Regions from separate parts of the Homo sapiens genome. Here region 1 is linked to region 2. Evidence: read pairs that join two places in POLR2A ChIA-PET (ENCODE). Cell type or tissue: GM12878. All regions are shown on one strand. Each heading gives the region's core, and the rest is flanking DNA. Links, peaks and the distances in the headings are about the cores only. Region 1 overlaps MYH14 (myosin heavy chain 14). Region 2 overlaps LOC124904746 (a long non-coding RNA gene).

Evidence for each region. Peaks named below come from ENCODE experiments on the same cell type or tissue, not always from the same donor. Only the 100,000 strongest peaks of a DNase experiment are listed, where the experiment ranks them.
Region 1: POLR2A ChIA-PET joins it to region 2 with 7 read pairs; 2 of 35 experiments call an interaction of 5 or more read pairs at or near these places.

What each region holds. Positions count from the first base shown.
Region 1 is chr19:50,233,820-50,240,705 of GRCh38, reverse strand. All of the region lies in intron 10 of MYH14 (myosin heavy chain 14), which reads right to left. Among named protein-coding and RNA genes, the nearest start is that of MYH14, 34 kb to the right of the region's middle. In GM12878, for the core only: a CTCF peak has its summit at 3,011 (motif pointing left); no DNase peak of the experiment used is centred there; H3K27me3 peaks cover 200 bases.
Region 2 is chr19:50,175,192-50,182,077 of GRCh38, reverse strand. LOC124904746 (a long non-coding RNA gene) reads left to right here. Exons shown (of 3, transcript XR_007067298.1): 2 at 2,705-2,942. Among named protein-coding and RNA genes, the nearest start is that of IZUMO2, 15 kb to the right of the region's middle. RefSeq lists enhancers at 3,149-3,228, 3,468-3,547. In GM12878, for the core only: no CTCF peak of the experiment used is centred there; DNase peaks (open chromatin) are centred at 2,709 and 3,067; H3K27ac peaks cover 1,803 bases.

The sequences.
Region 1 (6,886 bases), core at 702-5,701, 59 kb before region 2:
CTTGGCCTCCCAAAGTGTTGGGATTACAGGCATGAGCCACTGTGCCTGGCCTGGGAGGCAGTGCTTTTAATTTCTGTGCTTCCATTTTCCTTTTTCATTTTAGCATAGATTTTTTTTTAAAGAGACAGAGTCTTGCTCTGTTGCCCAGGCTGGAGTGCAGTGGTGTGGTGTGATCATAGCTTACTGCAGCCTCAACTTCCTGGGCTCAAGCGATCCTCTCACCACAGCCTTCTGAGTAGCTGGACTACAGATGCTCACCACCATGCCCAGCTAATTTAAAAAAATGTTTTGTCCAGATGGGATCTTGGCATGTTGCCCAAGTTGGTCTCAAATTCCCCGGCTCAAGCGATTCTCCTAACTCAGCCTCCCAAAGTGCTGGGATTACAGGCATAAGCCACCGTGCCGGCGTAGCATAGGTTTATGAATGTAAATACATATGCGCAGCACACATACAGAAAAGGACACATACTATAGACATCCAGCTCCAGGAACGTTTACAAAGTGAATGTGTCTGTGGAACTGGCCTCTCCAAAGCCCCCTTCCCTCACTGGACATGGATGAATGTCACAAACACACGGCTGAGTGACAGAAGCCAGGTGAGAAACTGCACACCGTGTGATTCTATTTGTACCAAATCCAAGAAGAGGCAACACAACTCCATGCTCTTAGAAGTCGGAATAATGGTTACCTTGAGGGGGTGCTGGTGGTGGGAAGGGACATGGGGGGCTCCTGGGTGCTGGATATACAGGGTGTTCCCTCCCAAAACTCCCCCAGGCTGGATGCCAAGGGCCTGTGCTCCTTTTATTGGTGTGTATACTGTACTTCTACACAAAGGTGGCTTAGAAAAAGGTGTGTGTGGCCGGGCGCGGTGGCTCACGCCTGTAATCCCAGCACTTTGGGAGGCTGAGGCGGGCAGATCACGAGGTCAAGAGATCGAGACCATCCTGGCTAACACAGTGAAACCTTGTCTCTACTAAAAATACAAAAAATTAGCTAGGCGTGGTGGCAGGCACCTGTAGTCCCAGCTACTCTGGAGGCTGAGGCAGGAGAATGGCATGAACCGGGGAGGCGGAGCTTGCAGTGAGCGGAGATCGGGCCACTGCACTCCAACCTGGGTGACAGAGTGAGACACTGTCTCAAAAAAAGAAGAAAAAGAAAAAGGTGTGTGTGAGTGGGGGTGGGAGGTCAGCATTTCTTCTGGAATACTCCCGCCAAAAACGTGTAACTAGAATGTAATTGCAGGGAAACAGACCCAGATACAGATGAAACAACCAGTCTGTAATCTTCCCAAGTGTCAAAACCATGAATGATAAAGAAAGACTCAGGAAGAGTTTCAGACTGAAGGAGAGTAAAGAGATGGATGACCAGGAAAAAAAGAGAGCAAGAGGGCTGGGCACGGTGGCTCACGCCTGTAATCGCAGCACTTCGGGAGGCCGAGGCAGGCGGTTCACCTGAGGTCAGGAGTTCGAGACCAGCCTGACCAACATGGAGAAACCCCGTCTCTGCTAAAAATACAAAATCAGCTGGGTGTGGCGGCGCATGCCTGTAATTCCAGCTACTCAGGAGGCTGAGGCAGGAGAATTGCTTGAATCTGGGGGGCGGAGGTTGCAGTGAGCTGAGATCGCGCCACTGTACTCCAGCCTGGGGGACAGAGTGAGACTCCATCATGCGCAAGAGAGAATTTTTTTTGTTTTTTTTTGGAGGTTGGGGGACAACTGGCCTAAGGTCTGTGGACTGGATAACAGTGCTGTGCTGAACTCGATTTCCTGGTGACACTGCTGGTCTGTGGTTGTATAAAGGAATGTTCGTAGGAAATACATGCTGATGTTTTCAGAGGAGGTGGGAGGATGAATAACAGACCCCAAAGATACCCATAACCTAATCCCTGGGACCTGTGAATGTGACCTTCCATGGCAAAAGGGACTTTGCAGATGTGATTAAATGAAGGATCCTAGGCCAGTCGTGGTGGCTCACACCTGTAATCCCAGCACTTTGGGAGGCCAAGGCAAGGGGATCACTTGAGGTCAGGAGTTCGAGACCAGCCTGGCCAACATGGTGAACCCCGACTCTACCAAAAATGCAAAATATAAGCTGGGTGTGGTGGCGAGCGCCTATAATCTCAGCTGCTCGGGAGGCTGAAATGGGAGAATTGCTTGAACCAGGGAGGTGGAGGTTGGAGTAAGCTGAGATCACACCACCGCACTCTGCTCCAGCCTGGGCAACAGAGCGCTAGACTCCATCTCAAAAAAAATAAAAAATAAAAAAGATAAATAAAGAAGGACACATCCTTACAGACCCACAGTGCATCTGGCCCAGCAAACTTAATGATCATTCCTTAACATCAGCTTAGACCCCGTCCAGACCTGGCTTCCATCAATGGCCTTTAAAATGGCCTCTTGCAGTTGGCTTAGGAAGCTGTGTTTGTGCCAGGCCCCAGGGCGCATCTGATGCCCTGAGGACCTGGCAGTCAGCTCTTGTTGCTGACATCAGACTCGCCCATCACTAGCAAGCCCAGCCTGCGGATGCCTCATGTGAGAGGCTGGCATGCCTCCCTGTGTCCCAGGCTACCTGCTCAACCTCTCAGCATGGCATTTATGGTGCCAAGGGGTGGCAGGCAGAGATGTAAAATGGGGAAGGAGATGGACAGACACCCTGCCTTGATTGGCCCCAAATGCTTTCTGCCTTGGGCTCCCTGTGGGTGACACTGAGGTGTCCACCTCTCTCTCTGGATCATGGGCTGGCTTTGGGGTCAGACGTTTCCACCATGGCTTTGCCTCCTCCTCTTGAATTGGGGTGAGTCCTAGGACAGGACACCCCACCTCCCTGACCCTCTGTCTCTTGTCAAAAAAAGTCTGTGAAAAGGTGACTAACTCCACTCCTTGTAAGCAAAACACAGAATGAAACTGTAATGAGAGCTCATTCATCTGCCACATCAGCAAAGACAAAAAAGCTCCAGCCATCGTTGCTGGGTGCAGGTGGGGACACAGGTGCTCCAGGTATATGCTGGAGGAACTGGAAACTAGCGCCACCCTGTGGACAGCGACGAGGTAGATTCTCTGCAATTTAAAAAATGCTCATGGCCGGGTGCGGTGGCTCACGCCTGTAATCCCAGCATTTTGGGAGGCGGAGGCGGGTGGATCACTTGAGGTCAGGAGTTCGAGACCAGCCTGGCCAACACGGTGAAACCCTGCCTCTACTAAAAATACAAAAAAAGTTAGCGGGTGTGGTGGCACATGCCTGTAATCCCAGCTACTCAGGAGGCTGAGGTAGGAGAATTGTTTGAACCCGGGAGGTGGAAGTTGCAGTGAGTCGAGATCGTGCCACTGCACTCCAACCCCAGGTGACAGAACGAGACTCTGTCTCAAAAAAAAAAAAAAATGTTCACACCTGAGTTGGGGTAGGGAGGTTGGGGAGAGATGAAACACAAGAGGTCACCGGTTCATCATTGATGGAGCTGGTGACAGCTGCCAGCTGGTGGTGGTGGGGCATTCATTACATTCTGCACTCTGTTTGCATACATGTTTGAAATTTTCCATGATAAGAAGATAACAATAAAAATTATTCAGCAATAAAAAGGAAGGAAACCTACTGCATGCTACAATGTGGATGAAACTTGAAAATGATGCCAAGAGAAAGCAGCCAGTCACAAAGGATCATATACGGCATGATTTCACTGCTATGAAATGTCCAGAATACGCAAGTCCATAGAGACCGAAAGCAGAAGAGTGGTTGCCAGAGGCTGTGGACAGGGCCTGGGGGGACAGCTAAAGGGTATGCGTTATCTTCTTGGGCTACTGAAAATGTTCTAAAAGTGACTGTATGATAGGTGCACAACTCTATGAATACACAAAATGCTATGGAATTGCACAGTTTAAATAGGTGAATGGTGTGACGTGAATTATATCTTAAAGCTGTTCGATTTTTTTAATGCTGAACGCAAACAAGAATCACAAGTCTCCTTGGAAATGGCATTTCATTTCTTTTTTTTCTTTTTTTTTGAGATGGAGTCTTGCTCTGACACCCAGGCTGGAGTGCAGTGGCTTAATCTTGGCTCACTGCAACCTCCGCCTCCCGGGTTCAAGCGATTCTCCTGCCTCAACCTCCCGAGTAGCTGGGATTACAGGCATGTGCCACCACGCCCAGCTAATTTTTGTATTTTTAGTAGAGACAGGGTTTCACCATGTTGGTCAGACTGGTCTCAAACTTCTGACCTCATGATCCGCCTGCCTCGGCCTCCCAAAGTGCTGGGATTACAGGTGTGAGCCACCGCGCCCAGCTGGCATTTCGTTTCTAAGAATTGAACCTACAGGTCTGTTTCCACAAGAGCACAAGAACCTGTTTACAAGGATATTCACGGTAGCTTGTTTCTTTTTGACCCAGAGTCTCACTTTGTCGCCCAGGCTGGAGTGCAGTGGCATGATCTCGGTTCACTGCAGCCTCCACCTCCCGGGCTCAAGAGATCCTCCCACCTCAGCCCCCCAAATAGCTGGGAGTAAAGGCGCACACCACCACGCCCAGGTAATTTTTTGTGTTTTTTGTAAAGACGAGGTTGCATCATGTTGCCCAGGCTGGTCTCAAACTCCTGAGCTCAAGCAAGCTGCCTGCTTTGGCCTCTGAAAGTGCTGGGATTACAGGCGTGAGCCACTGCGCTGGCTTAGCATTTTTTTTTTTAATTGTTCCAATAGTAATGGAATGGAAACAACCTAAGGCTCTATCTGCAAGGGATTGGCTGAAAGAATCATAGTTTATTTAAACAATAAAACCTTACGCAGCTGCAAAAAGGAATGAGGTCCATCTATTTTGAACCACAACTATGGCCAAAATATACCAGTCTGTAGGAAAGGGCAGTGGAGAGGGGGTCCAGAGCATCCTTCCATGGGAATGATGAGCTGAGTAATTTGTTTCTTTGTTTTGGGGTGTTTTGAGATGGGGTCTCATTCTATCACCAGCCTGGAGTACAGTGGTGCAATCATAGCTCACTGTAGTCTCCTACTCCTGGACTTAATCCTCCCACCTCAGCCTCCCAAGTAGCTGGGACTACAGATTTGCACCACCACACCTGGTTAATTTTTTTTTTTTTTAATTTTTAGTAGAGACAGGGTCTCACCATATTGCCCAGGCTGGTCTCAAACTCCTGGCCTCAAGTGATTCTCCCACCTCGGCCTCCCAAAGTGTTAGGATTACAGGAGTGAGCCAATGACAAGCTGAGTATTTAACTCTAGCACTGCCTGGCCCAGACTAACCTAGGCCAGAGTGCTGGGCCAGGGTCCAGGGGGGTCTCTAGTGGAAGGGTAGGGAGCTGGGGGGCCAGCTGGAGCAACCAACATCCAGGAACTTTTTTTTTTTTTTTTGGATGGAGTCTCGCTCTGCTCCAAGCTGGAGTGCAGTGGTGAGATCTTGGCTCACTGCAACCTCTGCCTCCCAGGTTCAAGCAATTCTCTAGCCTCAGCCTCCTGAGTAGCTGGGACTACAGGCGCCCACCACCATGTCTGGCTAATTTTTGTATTTTTAGTAGAGACGGGGTTTCACCATGTTGGCCAGGCTGGTCTCGAACTCCTGACCTCAGTCGGCCTCCCAAACTGTTGGGATTACAGGCGTGAGCCACTGCACTTGGCCGGAACTTTTGAACCAATAGAGAAATTGCTTCACATTTTTTTTATCACCACAGTGATGTTGACAGCTGAACATCAGCTGTGGGGTTAGAGAATGCCTCCTCCTATAGACAAATAATATGTGTCTTTTCTTATATTCTTAAAATATTTCTGGAAGGAGATACAAGAAGCTCAACAGTGGGAAACTAGGGCCAGGGAAGAGTGGGAAGGCTTGGTTTTGTCAGTACAACCTTTAGCCACATTCAGTTTATGTTACTACATGCATAGGTTGCTGCAAAGTTTTTATTTCTGAATTCCAAAAATCAGAGCTGCTGCCTGCGCCTGCCACACAGCAGGGCAGCTGCCAGGAGGGTCACATGAGCTCATGGTGACAAGAGGCCAGGCAGGACCTAAGAGGACAGGCTGGGAGGCCCAGGTCCCCATTGCAGCCACAGTCTGAATTTGTGTGCCAGCTGCCCAGCTGCGGAGTCATGCAGGCTGGGGAATTATGCAACCCTGGTTGGGAAATGCGGCGGGGTGGGGGTGGGAGAGGCCCAAGACCCTGTGTCAATAGGCCACAAGAGGCCCGGCTGTTTGCAGCCTGGGTAGACAGCCAAGCTACGCTCCATTTCCAGCACTTCCAATCCGGCCCTGGAGCCAACAATAGCTCCTGGGGCCTCCCACAGCGCCAGAGACCAGAAGACAATCAGACCCAGAGGCGGCCCTGGCTCAGCCCAGAAACACCTAAAGGTCTTTCTTTGGAGGGCTTGGTTAAAAGAATCATAGTTCACGCAAACAATGAAACATTACGCAGCCTCTGAAAAGGCGGAGGTCCACCTACGTACTTGTTACGGGTTGAATCATGTCTACACCACCCCCTCCTAAAAAGCATGTTGGGGATCTAAACCCCAGGACCTCAGAATGTGACAGTATTGGAAACAGGGTCATTACGGATGTAACGAGTTAAGATAAAATCATACCAGTGTAGGGTAGGAGGCCAGGTGCGGTGGCTCATGCCTGTAATCCCAGCACTTTGGGAGGCGGAGGCGGGAGGATCACTTGAAGTCAGCAGTTCGAGACCAGCCTGGCCAACTTAGTGAAACCCTGTCTCTACTAAAAGTACAAAAAAATTAGCCGGGTGTGGTGGCACACACGCCTGTGATCCCAACTACTTGGGAGGCTGAGGCAGGAGAATCGCTTGAACCCGGGAGGTGGAGGTTGCAGTGAGCCGAGATTGCACCACTTGCACTCCAGCAAGACTCCGTCTCAAAAAAACAAAAAGGTTGGGGCGGGGG
Region 2 (6,886 bases), core at 893-5,892:
TGGCTCATGCCTGTAATCCCAGCACTTTGGGTGGCTAAGGCGGGCGGATCATTTGAGGTCAGGAGTTCGAGGCCAGCCTCTACTCCTGTCTCTACCGAGAATCAAAAAGTTAGCCGGGCATGGTAGCACATGCCTGTAGTCCCAACTACTCTGGAGGCTGAGGCAGGAGGATCGCATGAGCCCAGGAGTTCAAGGCTGCAGTGAGCTATGATTGCACCACTGCACTGCAGCGTGGGCAACAGAGAAAGACCCTGGAGGGTGGATCACCTGAGGTCAGGAGTTCGAGACCAGCCTGGCCAACATAGTGAAACCCCATCTCTACTACAAAACTACAAAAATTAGCCAGGTGTGGTGGCACATGCCCGTAATCCCAACTATTTGGGAGGCTGAGACAGGAGAATCACTTGAACCCAGGAGGCAGAGGTTGCAGTGAGCCAAGATCGCGCCACTGCACTGCAGCCTGGGTGACAGAGAGAGACCCTGTTTCAAAAAAAATACAACAAAACAAGGCAACAGGGGGATAGAGAGAACATAGTAAGGAGCTGAATACTGAGAATAGGAAACAAAAGTACAGTGAAGGTAGAAGTTTTAAACCTCTGCGCTTTGGCTACCTGCGTCCCTAATTTGGTGCCTCCAAGTCTGAACTCTTACCCATTAAGCTAAATTACCTCCCACAGATGCCGTAATTAATCAGCTCTTTCCTTGACTCAGGGCTGTTATTACAAACATGGGTCATTACACCTATGGTTATTGAGCAATACTCTCTAGATCAGGGATTCTCACAGTTTCATATGCTCTAAAAATGTGCGTTGGTAAAAGCCATCAAATGAGCTCTGTGTGAGAAAGAGTAACTTTACAGAGGAGAAACTGGGTAGACAGCATCTTAAGCATGGGATCAAAGTTAGTATCACCCGTTGTGGGACCTGCTGACATCAGAGACCTCTTGATGTCATGCATCAAGGACACAGCATCCCTCCCGCAGTTAATGTTGTGAGGGATCTTAAAATTCTGATTCAGCAGGTCCAGGGTGGGGTGGAGGTTCTGTATTTTTAATATAAACTCCAGGTGATGCTGATGCTGCTACTTCATGGACCACATTTTAAGCAGCAAAGCTGGAGCTGCTTAAACTTGAGCAAAGCTGAAACCACCTCTAGGACTTGGTAAAATCCAGATTGTATAGATTGCACGGTGGCTCGTGCCTGTAATCCCAGCACTTTGGGAGGCCAACGCAGGAGAATTGCTTGAGGCCAGGAGTTCAAGACCGGCCTGGGCAACATAGCAAGACCCTCATCTCTATTTTAAAAAAATTAAAATTAACCAGGTGTAGTGACATGCACCTGTAGTCCAGCTACTCAGGAGGCTGAAGTGGGAGAATCACTTGGGCCCAGGAGTTTGAGGCTGCAGTGAACTGTGATTGAGCCACTGCACTCCAGCCTGGGTGACAGAGTGAGACCTTGTCTCTGAAAAGGTAGATAGATAGATAGACAGACAGACCGACGGATAGATAGATAGGCTGGCACAGTGGCTTACGCCTGTAATCCCACCACTTTGGGAGGCCAAGGCGGGGAGATCACCTAAGGTCAGGAGTTCAAGGCCAGCCTGGCCAACATGTCAAAACCCTGTCTCTACTAAAAACACAAAAATTAGCCAGGCATGGTGGTGGGCACCTGTAATCCCAGCTACTCAGGAGGCTGAAGCAGGAGAATCGCTTGAACCCGGGAGGCGGAGGTTGCAGTGAGCTGAGACAGTGCCACTGCACTCCAGCCTGGGCGACAAGAGTGAAACTCTGTCTCAAAAATAAAAATTTAAAAAGATAGATAGACAGATAGCCGTACTCTACGTACAGACTCTCTAGAATGCCTCCCTGTGCAGCATATAACTCTTTAGTCCTTTCATGCTCTGTGTGATCAATCCCCTCTATTAAATTACCTCCTGTTGAAAGACCTAAGGTGATTTTCGATTGCCTGGCCAGACCCTGTCAGAGACACACGTCTGGAACTGAGAAGGGGACAGTGAGCATGGGTCAAGTGTCCCTGAGATGCAGCATCCTATAGTAATGCACACCACAACCCCATGACACTAAACTTCGCATCCTTCTCTGTGGAAGCCTAGTGGTGTCCTGGTTCCTAACCTTTGCCCAGGCTGTTCCCTTCACCTTGAATGCCCATCCTCCCCTTCCCCCATATCTGAATTTTATCCATCTGTATTAGCCGTAACCAAGCACCAGAAACTGTGTGGCTTAAATGGTAGAAATTTATTGTCTCACAATTCCAGAGGCCAGAAATTTGCAGTGTTGCCTGAGCTGGTTCCTGCTGAAGTCCACGAGGGAGAATCTGTCCCAGTCCTCTGTCCTAGCCTCAGCCTCCCGAGTAGATGGGACTACAGGTGTGTGCCACCACACCTGGCTAATTTTTGTATTTTTAGTAGAGACGGGCTTTCACCGTGTTGTCCAGGCTGGTGTCGAACTCCTGACCTCAGGTGATCTGCCCACCTTGGCCTCCTAAAGTGTGGGATTACATGCATGAGGCACCGCACCCAGCCCACATGGCATTATTTTTATAAGGACACCAGTCAAATTGGTTTAGAGGTTCACTCTGCTCCAGGATGACCTCATCTTGACTAATTACATCAGCAATGACCCTGTTTCTAAATATGGTCACATTCTGAGGTATTGGGGGTTAGGATGTCAACAATTCTTTTTTAGGAGGAGACAAAATTCAGTTTCTTACACTCATGAAGGCAAAACAGAAAGCAGAGAAGACTGCCAGGAAACGCTGGGGTGAGGGGCTGCTCCCTTAGATCAGGTGGTCTGGGGAGGCCTCTCTTCACCAGAGATGCGTGAGTCACAGCATGAAGGAGATGAATTAGCAACGCTTTCCCAGGAGTAAAGAACATGGACTTCATTACCTGGCGTTTAGGACATTTCCCTTGGTGTCTCAGAGGTATTTAAATGGGTTTATTGTTGGTTTTTGTTTTTTTTTTCTCTCTGCTCATTTCCTGGTTTGAAAGTGGTGAGATTAAGAAAGAGGAGAGTCACTGAGGCGTGGTTCTTGTAAGAACCTGAGAATTTTTCCGCCGTGTCAAATTCACTAAATCAGTGGATCTGAGAAGCTCCAACAGCTGTGAGGCTGAGAAGCTGTCAGATCCCAATTCCGGTGAGAAGCTGGGGGTTTCCGCTGTGCAGCTGCTGTGCCAGGTATCAGACTGTCACAGGCAGCACCCTTGCCCAGCTTTATTTAGAATAAATGCACACAAAAATGGTGCAAACATTGTGAATGTACAGCTCAACAAATTATCACAAAGTGAACAAGCCCAGGAAGCCAGCACCCAGATTTTAAAATCAGAACATCCCCAAGCCCTCTTGTCCCTCTTCTTCTCCCAAGGGTCACCACTATTCTGACTTCTAACACCATAGATTACTTCTTCCTGTTCTTGAACTTTATAGAAATGGAACAGTACAGTCTGTACTCCTTTGAGTCTGTCTTCCTCCATTTAACATAGGTTGTATGTTGATTGTTGACTCTCATTGCTGAATGGCACAGGCTGGAAACCTACAACCTGGAGTCAGCTCTAGACTGTTGCCTGTTTGTGTAAATAAAGTTTTATTGGAACAAAGCCACGCCCATTCATTCACTGTGGTCTATAGCTGTGTAAGCCTGGCAATGGCTGCAGCAGAGACCACATGGCCCAGAAAACTGAAAATATTTACTATCTGGTCCTTAACAGAAAAAGTTTGTCAACCCCTACTAGATGGCATTCCATTGTACAAATATAACACAATCTATTTATCCATTCAATGGTGGACGGATGGATGTTTGTGTAGTTTCCAGTTTGGGGTTATTACAATAGGGTTTCTAAGGGCAGTCTTTTATGGAGTTGTGAAACTTTCTCTACAAAGAGCCAGAGAGGAAATATTTTATTTTATTTTATTTTTTATTTTATTTTGAGGCGGGGTCTCTCTCTGTCACTCAGTCTGGAGTGCAGTCGCGCGATCTCGGCTCACTGCACCCTCCACCTCCCGGATTCAAGCAATTCTCCCACATCAGCCTCCTGAGTAGCTGGGATTACAGGGGTGCGCCACCACACTGGGCTAATTTTTGCATTTTTGGTAGAGACGAGGTATCACCATGTTGGCCAGGCTGGTCTCGAACTCCTGACCTCAGGTGATCCACCCACCTCGGCCTCCCAAAGTGCTGAGATTACAGGTGTGAGCCACCATGCCCGGCCCAGAGAGGAAATATTTTAAACTTAGGGAATCATATAAGATCTTTGTCACAGGCCGGGCACGGTGGCTCAAGCCTGTAATCCCAGCACTTTGGGAGGCCGAGGCAGGCGGATCACAAGGTCAGGAGATTGCTAACACGGTGAAACCCCGTCTCTACTAAAAATACAAAATATTAGCCGGGCATGGTGGTGGGCGCCTGTAGTCCCAGCTGCTGGGGAGGCTGAGGCGGGAGAATGGCGTGAACCCAGGAGGTGGAGATTGCAGTGAGCCGAGATCATGCCACTGCACTCCAGCCTGGGCGACAGAGCAAGACTCCGTCTCAAAAACAAAAAAACTTTGTCACATATTCTTTTTTTTTTTTTTTAAACAACCCTTTTTTTTTTTTTTTTTTTTTTTTTTTGAGACGGAGTTTCGCTCTTTTGCCCAGGCTGGAGTGCAGTGGCGCGATCTCGGCTCACTGCAACCTCTGCCTTCTGGTTTCAAGCAATTCTGCCTCAGCCTCCCGAGTAGCTGGGATTACAGGTGCCCGCCACCATGCCCTGCTAATTTTCCTATTTTTAGTAGAGACGGGGTTTCATCATGTTGGCCGCACTGGTCTCGAACTCCTGACCTCGTGATCCGCCTGCCTCGGCCTCCCAAAGTGCTGGGATTAGAGGCGTGAGCCACCGTGCCCAGCCTACAACCCTTTAAAAACAAAAACCATTCTTAGCTCTGGCTCATAAAAGAACGGGCTGTAGACTGAATTTAGCCCCTGTAGTTAGCCAATCCGTGTTTTAGTACGTGGATTTTGGTGAACATACATGTGCATCATGGTTGGGTATGCCAAGGTCCCCCTTTTATTACAAATGTCCTGTTTTTCCTCTGTACTCTGCTGGAATAAAGTCCATGGGTAATCTAAACTATTTACACACATAACTTTAAAAAATCAAATAACTTTAAGATAAAGGAGAAATAGGCTGGGCGCAGTGGCTCAAGCCTGTAATTCCAGCAATTTGGGAGGCCGAGGCGGGCAGATCGTGAGGTCAGAGATCGAGACCATCCTGGCTAACACGTGAAACCCCATCTCTACTGAAAAAAAAGAAAAAAAAATTAGCTGGGCGTGGTGGCAGGCGCCTGTAGTCCCAGCTACTCGGGAGGCTGAGGCAGGAGAATTGCTTGAACCCGGGAGCCGGAGGTTGCAGTGAGCCGAGATCATGCCACTACACTCCAACCTGGGTGACACAGCAAGATTCCGTCTCAAAAAGAAAAAAAAATCAAATAACCGTAAGATAAAGGAGAAATAAGGTAAAATAACTTTAATAAGATAATATGAATTCTTTTTTTTTTTTTTCTTTGAGACAGAGTTTCACTCTTGTCGCCCAGGCTGGACTGCAATGGCACGATCTCGGCTCACTGCAACCTCCGTCTCCCAAGTTCAAGCGATTCTCCTGCCTCAGCCTCCCGAGTAGCTGGGGTTACGGGCGTCTGCACCACACCCGGCTAAGTTTTTTTTTCTATTTTTAGAAGAGATGGAGTTTCACCATGTTGGCCAAGCTGGTTTCAAACTCCTGGCCTCAAATGGTCCACCTGCCTCGTCCTCCCAAAGTGTTGGGATTATAGGCGTGAGCCAACGCGTCCGGCAGATAGTGTGAATACTTATATGCAAATGTTGGTACATTGCAATAGACCGTTCACAGATATTTTGTTGTTTGCTCCTCTGAGCATATAAGATTGTACTTCCTGTCATGTGACTTGCTTGAGCCAATGAAATGAGACCAGGAATACGTGTCATTTCATTGGCACTGGAGGATTTAGGCACGTTGGCTTCTCAGCCTTAGTAACTGGAAGCAATGTCCCACGAGTGGCTGATTTGTTAGCCTGGGTTCGATAGTCAGAACTCTGAAGCTGTGGAGGTAGAGTCCTCAGCTGGCTGTGATGGGCATTAGCATGAGTAAGAAGCATATCTCTGCTGTTTCATGTCTCTGAGATTTGGGGTTGGTTTATTCCTGCAACACAACACAACACATTTCATTCTGACTGCTATAGGTATGATCATATCAGATCAGTGATTCTCAAACAGGAGAAATAGTGTCCCTCAGGGGACGTTGCAATGTCTGGAGACAGTTTTGATTGATTTTCCTGGCTGGTGGGGAGGTCCCCTGACATCTAAAATGGCCAAGACTGGATGCGTTGGTTAACACCTGTAATCCCAGCACTCTGGGAGGCCGAGGTGGGCGGATTACCTGAGGTCAGGAGATGGAGATCAGCCTGGGTAACATGGTGAAACCCCGTCTCTACTAAAAATACAAAAAAAATTAGCCGGGTTTGGTGGTGCATGCCTGTAATCCTAGCTACTGGGGAGGCTGAAGCATGAGAATCTCTTGAACCCAGGAGATGGAGGTTACAGTAAGCTGAGATCAGGCCACTGCACTCCAGCCTGGGCGACAGAGCAAGACTCTTGTCTCAAAAACAACAACAACAACAAAAAAAAACAAAAGTGGAGTCCAAAGATGCTGCTCAACATCCTTCAACACACAGCACAGCCCCCAGCAACAAAGAATTGTATGGCCCCAAATGTCAACAGCGCCGGCTGAGAAACCCAGCCCTGGAGCCTTACTCCTGAGATGTGATCCGTGGACCAGAAGCATTAAGGAAACAGGAGCCCAGGAGAGCCAGAATAAC